Linked DNA regions of Homo sapiens: region 2 is linked to region 1. The links are chromatin loops, found by intact Hi-C in ENCODE. Cell type or tissue: psoas muscle. All regions are shown on one strand. Each heading gives the region's core, and the rest is flanking DNA. Links, peaks and the distances in the headings are about the cores only.

Region 1 (8,719 bases), core at 2,320-7,319:
TCTATAATATTAATTCAACTTCTTCTAATTTGTGGGAAATGAATGTTTCAGCTAAAGTGAGAGACAGGATTAAGATGACTCAGGTTTCTCTAAACTTCATCAGCATAGAGCCTTAAAAGCAATAGACAATAGAGAAAAATCTGGAATCTAGAAAAGAGAGGAGGGGTGAAAAATCACAGCTCTGTGGATTTGATTTGTTGTGGACTGAATGTGTGTGTGTCCCCAGACTTCTCATATTGAGGCCCTGGCACCCAGGGTAATTTTGTCTGGAGATAAGGCCTGTGAGGAAGTGATAAATGTTAAATGAGGTCATAAGGGTGAGATCCTTATTCAGTATAGCTGGTACCCTTATAACAAGTGGAGACAACCAGAGTTCTCTCTCTCTCTCTCTGCCATGTGAGAACACAGTGAGAAGGCAGCCATCTGCAACTCAAGCAAAGAGCCCTCACCAGATGTCAACCCTGATGGCACCTTGGACTTTCAGTGCCCAGAACTGAGATAAAGTTTCTGTTGTTTAAGCCACCCAGTCTACAGTATTTTGTTATGGTAGCCAAGTCAAACTAAGACAGATCATAACACATTAGGGTTGAGATGGAAATAGAGATTTCAGAACACCTCAAAGGGAAAGTATTATATTTCCAATATAAAAGAGAAAGAAACAAAAGAAATTTTTTGTTTGTTTGTTTGTTTGTTTTGGAGACGGAGTCTCATTCTGTCACCCAGGCTGGAGCGCAGTGGCAGGAGGTTCAAGCAATACTTCTGCCTTAACTTCCCAAGTAGCTGGGATTACAGGCGCATGCCACCACACCTGGCTAATTTTTGTATTTTAGTAGAGACGGGGTTTCACCAAGTTGGCCAGGCTGGTCTCTAACTCCTGACCTCATGCCCACCTCTGCCTCCAATAGTGCTGGGATTACAGGCATGAGCCACCACACCTGGCAAGAAATTTTTTAAAAAACACTTGTGGTTTTGACTTACTCAATATTTAGTTTAAAATATACAGACAGTCCCCAACATACATGTTTTTGACTTTATGATGCATTTATCAGGGTATTAAATACGTTTTTTACTTATAATATTTTAACTTATGATAGGTTTATCAGGACATAGACCCATCATAAGTTGAGGAGCATCTGTACATATGTTTACTATCTTAACCCTAAAAAATATAAAAATGAAATAAAGTAGAGATAAAAAAAGGAGAGGAAAAAAGCTCTCAGCATAAACATTTCCATTTGCCACAACAAACAGAAGGAGCACTTACTTGAGTAGTGTCATTTTCTTCTGGCTCAATGAGATATGTGTGGTTCCCGTCATAGAACATCCCACTGCCAACGACAAAAAAATAATTAGGCATGGCCATCGACTCTCATCCCAGAACAAGATCATTTTAAAATCAGCAGCAGCCAGAGGGCCCATTTGCTTCTCAATGCCCATTTCCCAGTCCCATCCATCACCTCCAGACACACCACACACACCACTGAGAGGGAAGGCCCCTCCTTCTGATTCCTTATAGGTAGAGTCACCTCATCCTCACCTGACCCCATGCTCAGGATTGCCATGCTCTAGCTGTTGCCCATCACTTCTTCCTCTAACATAGAATTCCAAGATTTTCATATGCAAAAAGTCATCTGGAGAGCTAGTAAAAACGCAGCTCTTTCAGGACTCTCCTCAGATTTATGGACTGGAACCCAGGAAATTGCATTTTAAATAAGCTCCAGGTGATCCTGATGCAGGTTTTCAGGGACTATACTGAGAACGCCCGACCTACCATAAACATGGAAGATGCTCTAGTAACAAGAGCTAACACATTTGAACAACTTGCCACAAGCTAAATACTTTACACTCATTTAATCTTTTCCACAAATCTACAAGAGAAGTACAACGACTATCCTTATTTTATAAGTAAGGAAACTGAAACCCAAAGAGATAAAGTAACTTGCCAAATTATTTAACCAGTAAGAGCAGAAATAGGAACAGAGCCCAGACAGATGGGACCACGAACTGCCCATTTGCAACCTGCTACCTACCTCCATTCATGCATTCCTTCATTCAATCAGCGTGTTTACAGAGCACCTACAATGCACTGTTCTAGGTGCTGGGGATACAATAGCAAACAAAACAGACCAATTCTCTGTCCTTGTGGTGCTCATAAGTATTCTAGGACTTACTATATATATATATATATATATATATATATATATATATTTATTTATTTATTTATAATATATATATTATATATATATATACACACACACATACACATACATATGACAGTGATAAGTTCTAGGGAAGAAAATAATCAGGTGAAGGGCAATAAATGGTGCCAGAGGGTCTTGGGGGCCATACTAGGTGGGCACTTCCTAGGGCCTTGGCTTTTACTCTAAGAGAGATGAAGAGCCACTGCAAAGTTCTAAGCAGATGGGAAATACAATCTTTCTTAAGTTTTATAATGATCATGCCAGATACTATGTTACAATAATTTTTAGCACAGCAAGGATAGAAGCAGGGAAGTTACTGCAATAATCCAGGCGAAAGAAGATGCTGGCTTAGATCAGAGCAGTAATAGTAGAGGTGGTGAGAACTGGTCAAATTCCAGATATATTTTGAAGGTACAACCAGTAGGATTTACTGATGGATTTGAAACAAAGTACGTAAAACAGAGAAGAGTTAGTGAAGACTCCAAGTTTTGACCTGAGCAACTGGAAAAATGGACATGTCATTTAACAAGATAAAAAAAGAGGTAATGGAGTGAGACCCTGTCTCAAAAAAAAAAAAAAAAAAAAAAAAAAGAGGGCAGGCAGGGGGGATGCAGAAAGAACTTTTCGGGATGGGCCTAGGGAAGCAGGAAGCAGAGGGAAGGATGCAAATCCTTTAAGAGTTCAGTTTTGAGCTGGGCATGGGGCTCACATCTGGAATCCCAACACTTTGGAAGGCCAAGGCGGGGGGAAATCACATGAGGCCAGGAGTTTGAGACCAGCCTGGGCAACGTAGTGAGTGGCAAGACTCTCTCTCTACAAAAAATTTTTAAAAAGTTAGCTGGGCCTGGTGATGCACACACCTGTAGTCCCAGCTACTTGGGAGGCTGAGGTGGGAGGATCACCTGAACCCAAGAGTTCAAGGCTGCAGTGATTGATGATTGTGCCACTGTACTCCAGCCTGGGTGACAGAGCAAGACCCTATATTTCTTTAAAAATAAAAAATTCCATTTTGGACCTCGTAGGCTGGGGGTGGCTACCAGCCATCTGAGAAATCCTCTGGAGAGCACTTCAATATACAAATGGCCTCAGCTCCCACTCAGACAGATTCTGATAGCTGCTGCTTTTAGAAGAACATGATCCTTTTACTGAGATCAGGCCCTTTATGATGTTAAAGAAACTTGTCTTATCATTCAGGCATCTGAGGGTAGCAAAGCTATGAGCTGTAGTAATTTTTTAGTTTTTGGTAGAAATGATTATGTGACAGCCAAGCTCCTAAACATAAACTAGTATTTGTCTTTCATTGAAGATTTAGTGAAATTGGTGAAATTCCATGAGCTATAATTATAATGGCCTCCAAGTTCTGCCTCTATCCAAATTCTTTCATTCCTGCTATAACATCTTCCACATGTCCTCAACTTCTATATACTCACAGAATGATTATTCTCACAGCTGCACTGTTTTCAGCCACATGTACTTTCTGAATTTGGATGACATTCTATTTGGAATTTAAACATAAACAGATGCAGTTTGTAAGACATTACTGACAATATGTGCCCAAGGAGTCAGAGGGGGAGCCTTTCAAAAACGTAGACCAAATATGGCAGGGAGTATCTCTCTACCCTTGCTGAGAACTAGCCATATCCATCCAGAAAGTCATATGAAACCATCATAGTTTGCCAAAATTCACGTGGCAACACCAACAAAGTAGCAAGCAGATTATTTTCTTAAAATAGTACTGAGTGTTATTTATCCTTATACTAGGTTAATGTCCAATGAGAAAGTCATTTTTTTATTGGACTTAAACATCATGTAGGCAATATGAAGACAACAGATTCTGACACTATCTGTATCTCAGAAGACTCTAGATTGCTATATGATAATATGCCATTATTAATTCCTTAATAATGAAAAAATACATGTGTTTTATATGCTTTGAGAACTGAAATATTTTTGTTTTACTTATATAAATCCTAATTTTTATATTGAGTCCATAACAGTATACTTGATAAAAACCTATAGCTAAGACCAAGTCGTCACAGACCAATTGAGCTAAAATTTCAAAAGGTTGTATCAAAATAAGATTTTGAAATGAAAAAGCCATTCTTACAAATTTCCACAAGAGGGCAATAAACTCAAACTTAACTCCGTGCTTTAAGGTTCCCACAGTAACAAGATTTTTGCATTAACACCAAACACACCAAGATCAAAACATTGCCTATTAGTCCTTTGACTCCAAACAAATGTGACCTTGCAGGTTCTTTATGGGAAAGATATACGAATCTGATTTTCCCTTATTTATATTATTGAACTGAATTTAATAAATCAAAAATGAAAAAAAAAACAGTACGCACTTGGTAATTTATAAAGGATGAGTCATGGATGACATAATATATCTCATATCTAAACCACTGTAATTGGGACAACATACATTATTCAATATTTCATAACATCCCCCCAAAACATTTCTTCCAGAAAGTAAAGTCAAGATGAGAAGCAATAATTACTAAACAACAAGATGATACAAGGTTATATTTATCCTATGTGCTCATAAAAGTCTAAGAAAGCCTAAAATGGTCATACACAATTCTGACAATGTTCCAAGACACACGATAGGTTTTCTGTTTATTTTTATTTAGTTTTAAATAAAAACATTCTTAAAAGGAGATATAAAATTTACTTAATTAAAATAACCCTGTAATCTCAGCACTTTGGGAGGCTGAGGTGGGCGGATCACGAGGTCAGGAGTTCGAGACCAACCTGGCCAACATGGCAAAACCCCGTCTCTACTGAAAATACAAAAATTAGATGGGCATGCTGGCAGCCACCTGTAATCCCAGCTACTCAGGAGGCTGAGGCACAAGAATGGCTTGAACCTGGGAGGCGGAGGCTGCAGCGAGCTGAGATCATACCACTGCACTTCAGCCTGTGGGACAGAGTGAGACTCTGACAGAAAAGAATGAACAAAAGAAAGAATGAATGAACGAACGAACAAATGAACGAATGAATGAAAGAACAAAAGAAAAGAAAAAGAAAAGAGAAGAGAAAAGAAAAAAAAGAAAAGAAAAGAAAAAAGAAAAGTGGGCATGGTGGCTCATGCCTGGGATTACAGGGGTGAGCCACCGTGCCCGGCCTAAAAGTTATTTTTCAATCCTTCTTTACAAGACTATAGTAGGATTAGTAACAGGTATCATTCTTAGGTTCTCAGGTCCATTTATAGCCCTTAGAAGGCACAAATATCTTCTCTCTGATTCTCACAACATTGAGTCCATTTGGAAAACCAGAAGGCAGACTGGAACGAGTACTGAGAAAGATGCTGACACTAGGACTTTGGATTGAGATTTTAAGAGAGAGAAAAGGGGAAAAAAAACACTTCATTTTTTACCCCCAATATACACTTGCTGTCACAAATGTGAACAGGTCTCACTGTACTATTCCTAGGTGACAGATGTGCTTGTCTTGAGCTCAGATGTAACAATTTTACTGCTGAAAAGGACTTCAATGTTTCTTTTTCCTAATAAGAAAACAGAGACTGTCTGATATTAAGCATGGATTCCATGTTTGTAAAAACCTCTTTCTTCAAATAATGTATTTAAAGTAAATAAATGTACACCTTTATTCACAGTAGTCTTTTAGCACAAACAAGGAAATGGAAGTCTTCCATGCTCTCAGACACATGGCCTCCTGTCTCTGGTTATTTAACTTACACTTATATTCTTTCCTTTCTGCCTAATATGCTTATTCCCAGATCCTGACCAGAGGTGTCACTCAGGCAGACTAGCTAGATTTTCTGGCCGTGTCCATTAGCTCTCTTTCCTAGATTTAAGATCTGTCAGTGTAACCCTCTCCCTTGGATAGGCTATTCCAACCTATTGCACTCCACTGTCTTCAGGTGGCATGTTTCCAGAGCCCTTAGGTGCCACCTGTTCTTCGGTGACAATGCTTAGCTTGCATTTTTCCCAGTTTTGTTTTTTTTTTTTTCCTCTCTCTCTCTCAAAAAAAAAGCAAATATACCTATCATGTTCCACATCAGGAAATGGGCTAGATTTGGCCTCCTCATGAGACTGTGAGCTCCCAGGACTTGTGTTTCAATCGCCTTAATATTCCTAGGGCTGGCACACAGGAGACACCCAGTAACTGCTTGTTAGATGAAAAGCCACATCTCTAAGATGGTAACAAAAAGGAATTATTTTAAAGTTTCTCAACGAAAATTTAACAAAATTAAAGTGCTGGATTGTTCTGTGCCAAAAAGTAAAACAAACAAGAAGGAAATGAAACGATTTAGTTAAAAGAGAATGCTGAGGAATGACACGGTAGCTTTATAAGGGGTTACAAAACAAGTAAGAAACAACCACCTGTGCATTATCATTATCGACAGGATGGAGGAAGTGGATGTATTCCCATGTTAAACATCAGCAAACATTATTTGATAGAGAAGGTTATGAGAAAGGAAGCAAGGCCTTGAGGAAGGATGAACTTTGTTCCTCGGAGATCTCTGAGAAACGACAGACCCTCCCACAGATTTGCTATGAATTAGGTGGGATTCAGGCTGAAAAAAAGGGGCAAAGACATATGAGCTCTTGAGATCACTAGCAGCCTTTTCTCTTTGTGTAAGGAGTCAGGCGTTTCCATTTACTGAAACTGCTATTATTTGACAAAAATATAAAAACTAATATAAAGAAGGAGTAGGGAAGAATATCAAGGGGCTAAACATCCACAGAAACAGACACCAAAGTTAACCCAAATCACTCCTGTCTGAATTTGGATGAAACTAGAAAAATGCTTCAAATATCATTTTAAGGTATCATTGTGAAATTCAAAAGCCTCTGTTTTCTGCAGCTCTAATTTTATTTAATTTTTTTGAGATGGAGTCTAGCATCTCCTTAAAGTATGCTTATCTTTTTTCTTGACAATATATATTTTTTCTTTCTTTTGCAAAATGTAGGACTTTTCTTTCTTTCTTTCTTTCTTTCTTTATTTTTTTTGAATCAGAGTCTCGCTCTATCCCACAGGCTGGAGTGCAGTGGCATGGTCTTGGCTCACTGCAACCTTCACCTCGCAGGTTCAAGTGATTCTCCTGCCTCAGCCTCCCGAGTAGCTGGGATTACAGGTACCTGCCACCATGCCCGGCTAATTTTTGTATTTTTAGTAGAGACAGGGTTTCACCATGTTGGCTGGGCTGGTCTCGAACTCCTGACCTCAGGTGATCTGCCTGCCTAGACCCCCCCAAAGTGCTGGGATTATAGGCATGAGCCACCACGCCCGACCATTTGCAACCCTAATTTAAAAATCTGCTTGGTTTATAAAATACAAAAGAGAAAAAAAAAATCAGATCCATCACCAATTTAAAGTCATTTCTTGACACAAAATAGGGATATCTACTATAGTGCATTCATAATAAAGAAAATAAATTATTGAAAAAACAAACAGTAAAAATAACTTTTTGAACACTTACTGAAGTCCGTGGCATGTTGACAATGCAACAAATGAGTCAGGGTTTCCTCGGATATGGCCCTGGTAGTAACAGTGCTCTCCTCCCTGAAAACAGAAATAAAGAATGTAAGTCTTTGCATCACAAGGAGAATCAGCTGCTTCATTTCACAGGAGGTTTCTACTCACAATGCACCTCCACATCTAGAACTCTGCATGATATTTCATTATTCAGATTAGCATTATCAAATCTTTTCTAACAGAATTATTCATAAACACTCTGAGTGAGCTGACTCTAAATCAAAATTCAGGGAAATAAAAGTTGACTTGACCTTTCTTTTATGTAGGTGATATTAGAGGAACAAAGAAAGAGATATTGAAATACACATGGGGAGTCAGGCACAGTGTCTCATGTCTACAATTTCAATGCTTTCAGAGGCGAGGCAGGAGCATCACTTAAGGCCAGAAGTTCAAGACCAGCCTAAGCAACATAGCAAGACCCTGTCTCTACAAAAAAAAAAAAAATTGAAATTAGCTGGATGTGGTGGCATGCACCTGTATTCCTAGCCTCTTGGGAGGTTAAGGCAGGAGGATCATTTGAACCCAGGAGTTTGAGGCTGCAGTGAGCTGTGATTGTGCTACTGCACTCCAGCCTGGACAAAAAGAGTGAAATTCTGTCTCAAAAGAAAAAATGACAAAAAAAGAAAAGAAAGGAAATACATATGTGACCCTTGCACCAAAGTTTAATCATCTGCTTTCCTAGTTATAAGAAATTCAACCATGGGCCAGGTGCAGTGGCTCATGCCTCTAATCCCAGCACTTTGGGAGACTGAGGTGGGTGGATCCCTTGAGGTCAGGAGTTCCAAACCAGCCCAGCCAATATGGTGAAACCCTGTCTCTTCTAAAAATACAAAATTAGCTGGATGTGGTAGTGCATGCCTGTAATCCCAGTTACTCGGGAGGCTGAGGCAGGAGAATCGCTTGAACCAGGGAAGTGGAGGTCGCAGTGAGCTGAGATGGCACCACTGTACTCCAGCCTGGGCGATAGAGACCCTGTCTCAAAAAAAAAAAAAAAAAAAAAAAAAGAAATT
Region 2 (6,700 bases), core at 45-5,044, 600 kb after region 1:
GAGGCTCCACCTTTGTCAGCCTTAGGGGTAAGTACAATATCTGGAAAGCCTTTCACTTTAAGTCCAAGTACAGAGTCTGGGTCCCCACCTGCACATGCTGCTTCTGGCCTGCTGAGGAAGTAGGCATGACTGTCTCTCCCCATGTCTCTCCCCTATTTCTCTTCCTTCTTCCTCCTTGCAGCTCTCTCCCAAGCCTCAAAACTCACTGTGGAGTCAGTCCAGTCCAGAGGGCTGAACCCATGCCAGAAAGAGTGCTCTCTCTGAATAAGGGTTGAACCATTAAAGTGACCATGGTATCATGTAATCTCTCATCGTCATACATTTCATGGGCCCCAAACTTTGTTTACAGTGAATGGTTGAAATCTTTTCTAGGGCTCCCTGGGCTGTGGTCCTATGGGTGTCCTCTGAATTCCTCCTAGGAAGTTGGATAAATGGAACCTCTCATCCTCTCTCAAGCCCTCTTAGGTCCTGTGTATTAGTTTTTGTGTTTTGTTTTGTTTTGGAATACAAGTTGACTATTCCTTGTCCAAAATACTTGGGACCAGAAGTGTTTTGGATTTTGGAATATTTGCATATACATAATTCACTTATATTTCATGTATACCTTATACACATAGCCAGAAGGCAATTTTATACAAATTTTTAATAACTTTGAGCATGAAACAAAGTTTTGACTGTGTTTTGACTGTGACCTGTCACATGAGATCATGTGTGAAATTTTCCACTTGTGGCATCATGTTGGTGCTCAAAAAGTTTCAGAATTTCAGATTTTGAATTTTTTGGATTATGGATGCTCAACCTGTATTAAAAGTCCAAAATTAGATTTTTTCCAACCTTTATTTTAGACTTAGGGGGTACATGTACAGGTTTATTATACCTGGGTATATTGCATGATGCTGAGGTTTCAGGGTACAAATGATCCTGTCACCTAGGTACTGAGCACAGAACCCAATAGGTAGTTTTTCAACACTTACCCCCCTTCCCTCCCTACACTAATAGTCCTCAGTTTCTATTGTTGCCACTTTTCATCTATGAGTACCTGATGTTTAGCTGCCACTTATAAGTGAGAACATGCAGTATTTGGCTTTCTGTTCCTGCATTACTTTGCTTGGGATAATGGCCTCCAGCTGCATCCATGTTGCTGCAAAAGTTAGGTCCTATATTTTGAAGTGCTTCTCAACCTAGGTAATCTACCTCACCCATTATCACCAGTTATGCTCTTTATTCTAAGGAAGTGCCCCCTAAAACAAAGCTCAGGAGCCTCAACCCGGCGGGGAAGACAGTTTCCTCACGAGGCAGGCAAGCAACACCAGGTGGCTCTCTTTCCCAAGATTCCCTTCTTCCATAGGCTCTTCTTTGGATAACTGCTGACACCAATCTCATTAAGTCCCAGGGAGGTGGCCTTGTCTCCCACTCTCCTTTCACAGTCTAGCCCAACTAGATAATTGACCCTTCTCCAGGCTCAAACATTTAAAACAGAAAGCTCCAATCCCCTTTACTGATGAGAGGATAGTGGTTCTCAAGTATAGACACGGATCAGCATCACCTGGGAACCTGTTAGGACTGCAGATCCAGCAATCCACGTTTTAAGAGCCCAGGTAATACTGTTGCAGGCTCAAATTGGGGAACCACTGGGCTAGGGGTTAATAAAACACAAACACAGAGAGTAACTATTATCTATCTTTTTAAATATACTTTGCCTCTCTGGCATTTGTCTACCACAGGACAAATCCTGGTCTCTAATCTGTCACACAGAACACACCTGTAGACACCATAATTCTCTTCCTCAGTGTCTAGACCAGGAGAGAAAAGGTAAAACCCCTAAGTCCTATTACCTAAGGATCCACTTCTCCTAAGTGATTAATACTAGGATTTACCTCACCCTGTAGGTGGCTGGTTTAGCTACCTCCTTGTAAGACTGCCGCACTGCCTTTATCTGCCTCAACAGGATCAGTACTATATCAAGAGTGCAACTAGTAAACCCTCCACTCACATGAGATACACTTCAGTGCTCCTGCCTTCTGAGACAGCCACAGCTCTGGGGTAGAGCCAGTCCCAAGCATCTGCCAAAACCTCATCTGGCGTCTTCTCCCTCTATTTACAGGGGGAAACCCAGGGCTGAGTGCCACAAAACTAGGGTTGCCAGATATAGCAAATAAAAATAGGCAACCCTGTACTAAAATTTCAGCCTGGAAATAATAAGATAGTATTGTTTTCTAGGTTACAAGTGCAGTCACATCCTGTTTCTGCTCTCTCCTGAGTAACCTTTAACTGCTGTCCCTATCATCATAGTGAATAGTTGGTGACAATTATCCATTGTGGGAAACAACACGGGAAGAATTTTGGGAGCACTCTAACAACAAAAATGTTTAAAAAGGAGATGTTCATTTTCAAAGTTAGATATCAAAATGGAATCCATTTTGATAGCATCCATTAAAATTGTTTAAGTGTTGGAGATACTTTCATAAAAACAGACACTAAAAGGCTGATATCCCAAGAATGTCTTTCCTCAATTTAAAATCATGCAGAGAGTGTCACCTGCTGGTTACAAGTAAGATGAGCTTCAATTATTTTATTATGAATACTTTGTTCAAATCAAATTTCCTTTCTCCTGCCAATCTTTGTCCCAAATATAATGAAATCAGAAGATGGAAGATACTAACATTGCAACAATATTCTTCTTCATTAAAATGCTGACCTGTTTACACTAAAACATATCATCTTAAGGCCCAAACATTTATTTTCAAATAGATAGTAAACCTGCCATTTTGGGCTTTTTTACTGTTCTTTCCTTAATTATTCATGAACCATTCTTAGCTTCTGAACCTAAATTTTTGGAGTATATAGAATCGTCTATCCTACTTTCTATAAGCAAGCTGTTAGAACTTTACTTTCAGTTCTACTTTCATAACAACAAAACCTTATTTACAGAAATATAGCACTAAAGTAGGAGACAAAGGAACTCAGCTCTCTGGTGGCCAGAAACAACGCATTGCCATAGCTCGTGCCCTTGTTAGACAGCCTCATATTTTGCTTTTGGATGAAGCCACGTCAGCTCTGGATACAGAAAGTGAAAAGGTAAGAATTTAAATTGGGTTCATCCATACTTGAATCAGTCATCCTTAAAAATGCTGTATTCTCCATAGTAAAGAACAAAATGCAGCCAGATTATTGACAGTTACTTACATCACCTTTCAGTAAAATGTAAACACTTTCTGTAGCTGTTATTCAGGAGAGTAAAGATGACACAAGGCAGATTAGTCTTAGAGCACATATGCTTCACAAACCATCACTAGATCAGTTTGCGTTGACCTAAGAAGCTGCTTTCAGGAACCATATTTCCTACTTCTACTGGCAGCATCTCTTCAGCAACCATAAGGAAAAGTGGTAGTGTAAGACAGTGTTAAAATCTGGCTGTACCTTTTAAGATAAATATTAGCAATCATTTCTAGTCAGAGAAAACGTTAAAAATTCAGATTATCTGAAAGACGAACTCAGTATGAGGTATTCTCTACAATAAAAAAATTCGGGAGTCTGTATTTGGCCTTTGCTCAGGCTTCTTGAATTTACTGTGAGCTGGATTTGAGGTCTGTTTTCAAGGATGTTGTAACATCCTTGAAACTAAGGTAAACACATTAGTAAATGTTTTTAAATGAGTCAGTGAACTGTATTTACTGCCTTAACTTTAAGAGTAGATGACTGCTGGCCGGCACCTACTGCCGTGGCTCACACCTGTAACCCCAACACTTTGGAAGGCTGAGGTGGGAGGATCACTTGAGCCCAGGATTTTTGAGACCAGCCTGGGTAACACAGAGAGACATTGTCTCTACAAAAAATAAAATAATTAGCTAGGCATGGTGGTGGGAACTTGTAGTCCCAGCTACTCAGAAGGCTGAGGTGGAAGAATCGCTTGAGCCCAGGAGGTTGAGGCTGCAGTAAGCCATGATTGTACCACTACACTCCACCCTGGTGACAGAGTGAGGCCCTGTTTCAAATAAAAAAAAAAAGTTAGGGATAGATAACTGCTGCCTCGGAACTAACCCAAATTAGGGTTCAGTCATCTGATATGACAAATCCTTTGTTTTCAAAAACCTGTTCTATTTCACTGACACCTTGTTAAGAAGGATCTATTGTTGTATTGTTGTGGAGCTTTTTTTTTTTTTTTTCTTTGAGATGGAGTCTCGCTCTGTCGCCCAGGCTGGAGTGCAGTGGCGCAATCTTGGCTCCCTGCAAGCTCTGCCTCCCGGGTTCACACCATTCTCCTGCCTCAGCCTCCCGACTAGCTGGGACTACAGGCACCCACCACCAAGCCCAGCTAATTTTTTGTATTTTTGATAGAGATGGGGTTTCACCGTGTTAGCCAGGATGGTCTCAATCTGACCTTGTGATCTGCCCGCCTTGGCCTCCCAAAGTGCTGGGATTACAGGCGTGAGCCACCATGCCCGTCCTACTGTGGAGCTTTTTATGGAAGAGGAATTAGGGAAAAGAACTATTATGAGAATTAATCTATGTGATTATGGAATAGGTTGTCCAAGAAGCCCTGGACAAAGCCAGAGAAGGCCGCACCTGCATTGTGATTGCTCACCGCCTGTCCACCATCCAGAATGCAGACTTAATAGTGGTGTTTCAGAATGGCAGAGTCAAGGAGCATGGCACGCATCAGCAGCTGCTGGCACAGAAAGGCATCTATTTTTCAATGGTCAGTGTCCAGGCTGGAACAAAGCGCCAGTGAACTCTGACTGTATGAGATGTTAAATACTTTTTAATATTTGTTTAGATATGACATTTATTCAAAGTTAAAAGCAAACACTTACAGAATTATGAAGAGGTATCTGTTTAACATTTCCTCAGTCAAGTTCAGAGTCTTCAGAGACTTCGTAATTAAAGGAACAGAGTGAGAGACATCATCAAGTGGAGAGAAATCATAGTTTAAACTGCATTATAAATTTTATAACAGAATTAAAGTAGATTTTAAAAGATAAAATGTGTAATTTTGTTTATATTTTCCCATTTGGACTGTAACTGACTGCCTTGCTAAAAGATTATAGAAGTAGCAAAAAGTATTGAAATGTTTGCATAAAGTGTCTATAATAAAACTAAACTTTCATGTGACTGGAGTCATCTTGTCCAAACTGCCTGTGAATATATCTTCTCTCAATTGGAATATTGTAGATAACTTCTGCTTTAAAAAAGTTTTCTTTAAATATACCTACTCATTTTTGTGGGAATGGTTAAGCAGTTTAAATAATTCCTGTTGTATATGTCTATTCACATTGGGTCTTACAGAACCATCTGGCTTCATTCTTCTTGGACTTGATCCTGCTGATTCTTGCATTTCCACATTAAGGTGGCTCTCAAACCCAAAACACAGATCGATATAAGATTTTAGGAGGTGGGGTGAGGCACAATTATGAAGTGCATATTATTCAGATGTATAGTAAATACTTTGCATTGCTTTTATAAAGGGTTCTTTAAGGATTTTTTAAGATTTTTACACTTCCAAAGTACATTTACTTTTTGTCTTGATAATGAATCACTTTTGCCAGTAATTGGCCTCTTCCAAAAGTGATCCTTCTGACTTACAGATGTTTAAAATGTGCCATGAGTTTAACTACATCTTGATACAAACATGATAAAAAAAGAAAAAAATATATTCCAAAGGTTGGGACTCTGGACGACAAATTTTTTTAAATTAGCCAAAAAGCATTATTAACATTATAAACTATATTTACTATAAACAATTGCTATCTTAAATAAGCAACTTCTAAAAATAAAAAAAAGAAGCCATCACCTCCAGGAAAAAAAAATAGGAAAGGATATAATCAGGTAATTCTCAAAGAAGAAATGCATGAGAAAAATGTATACAGTTTCAACAATCAAATAAATGCAAATTAAAACAAAATATCATTTTTTTGCCTTGTAATTTAATGATGAATAAAAAAATCTAATGTGACATTCCTTATTAGTTGAATTGGTCATTGATATAAACTTCTTTGTTATTTGATAATGTAAGTAAAAAATGTAAATGTATATCCTTCAAGACAGCAATTGTAATTATAAGGATTTAAGAGATATGTAAAAGGATACTTTTAGTAGCATTACTTATAATATTGAAAATTGGAAAGATCTAAATATTTAACAGTAAGAAATTATACATTAAGTTTTGGTGCATTCACAAAATGGAATACCATATAATCATTAGAAAATTATGTTGAAGAATATTACAAAATATAATTTGTATAAAGAAAAAATGGTTGCCAAATGGCTTGAACAATATGGTGGCTTTTTAAATATTATATATATAATATAAATCTATATTTATGTATCTATAGTTATCTATCTATATTTATGTATCTGTAACTATAGATACAGTCTATATATAATTATATATAATTTTATATATATATAATTATATATAATTTTATATATATATAATTATATATAATTTTATATATATAATTATATATATAATATATATAATTATATAATATAAAATTATATATAATTATATATATAATATATATTATATATATAATATATATAATATATATAATTATATATACTATATATATATTTAAACTTCTGAGAGACAATCCAAAATAAACCAGAATTAGAAACAATTTTATCTCCTAAGTTTTCAGCTTTTGTTTTAAAATTTTAAGGCTTTAAAAAGTGTGCTTAGTTTAGGAAATTTCGATAA

What was found. A loop is a pair of places that touch in the nucleus more often than their neighbours do. Peaks named below come from ENCODE experiments on the same cell type or tissue, not always from the same donor. Only the 100,000 strongest peaks of a DNase experiment are listed, where the experiment ranks them.
Region 2: a loop joins it to region 1, with 5 times the contacts of the local background. A loop is called at or near these places in 22 of 110 quality-filtered maps.

What each region holds. Positions count from the first base shown.
Region 1 is chr7:88,107,193-88,115,911 of GRCh38, reverse strand. It overlaps ADAM22 (ADAM metallopeptidase domain 22), which reads right to left. Exons shown (of 32, transcript NM_001324418.2): 5 at 7,654-7,736; 6 at 1,265-1,328. Among named protein-coding and RNA genes, the nearest start is that of SRI-AS1, 110 kb to the left of the region's middle. RefSeq lists an enhancer at 302-481. In psoas muscle, for the core only: a CTCF peak has its summit at 4,325 (motif pointing right); no DNase peak of the experiment used is centred there; H3K27ac peaks cover 636 bases.
Region 2 is chr7:87,502,275-87,508,974 of GRCh38, reverse strand. It overlaps ABCB1 (ATP binding cassette subfamily B member 1), which reads left to right. Exons shown (of 28, transcript NM_001348946.2): 27 at 2,932-3,078; 28 at 4,526-5,958. The coding sequence ends at 4,732. Among named protein-coding and RNA genes, the nearest start is that of ABCB4, 30 kb to the right of the region's middle. In psoas muscle, for the core only: a CTCF peak has its summit at 2,556 (motif pointing left); no DNase peak of the experiment used is centred there.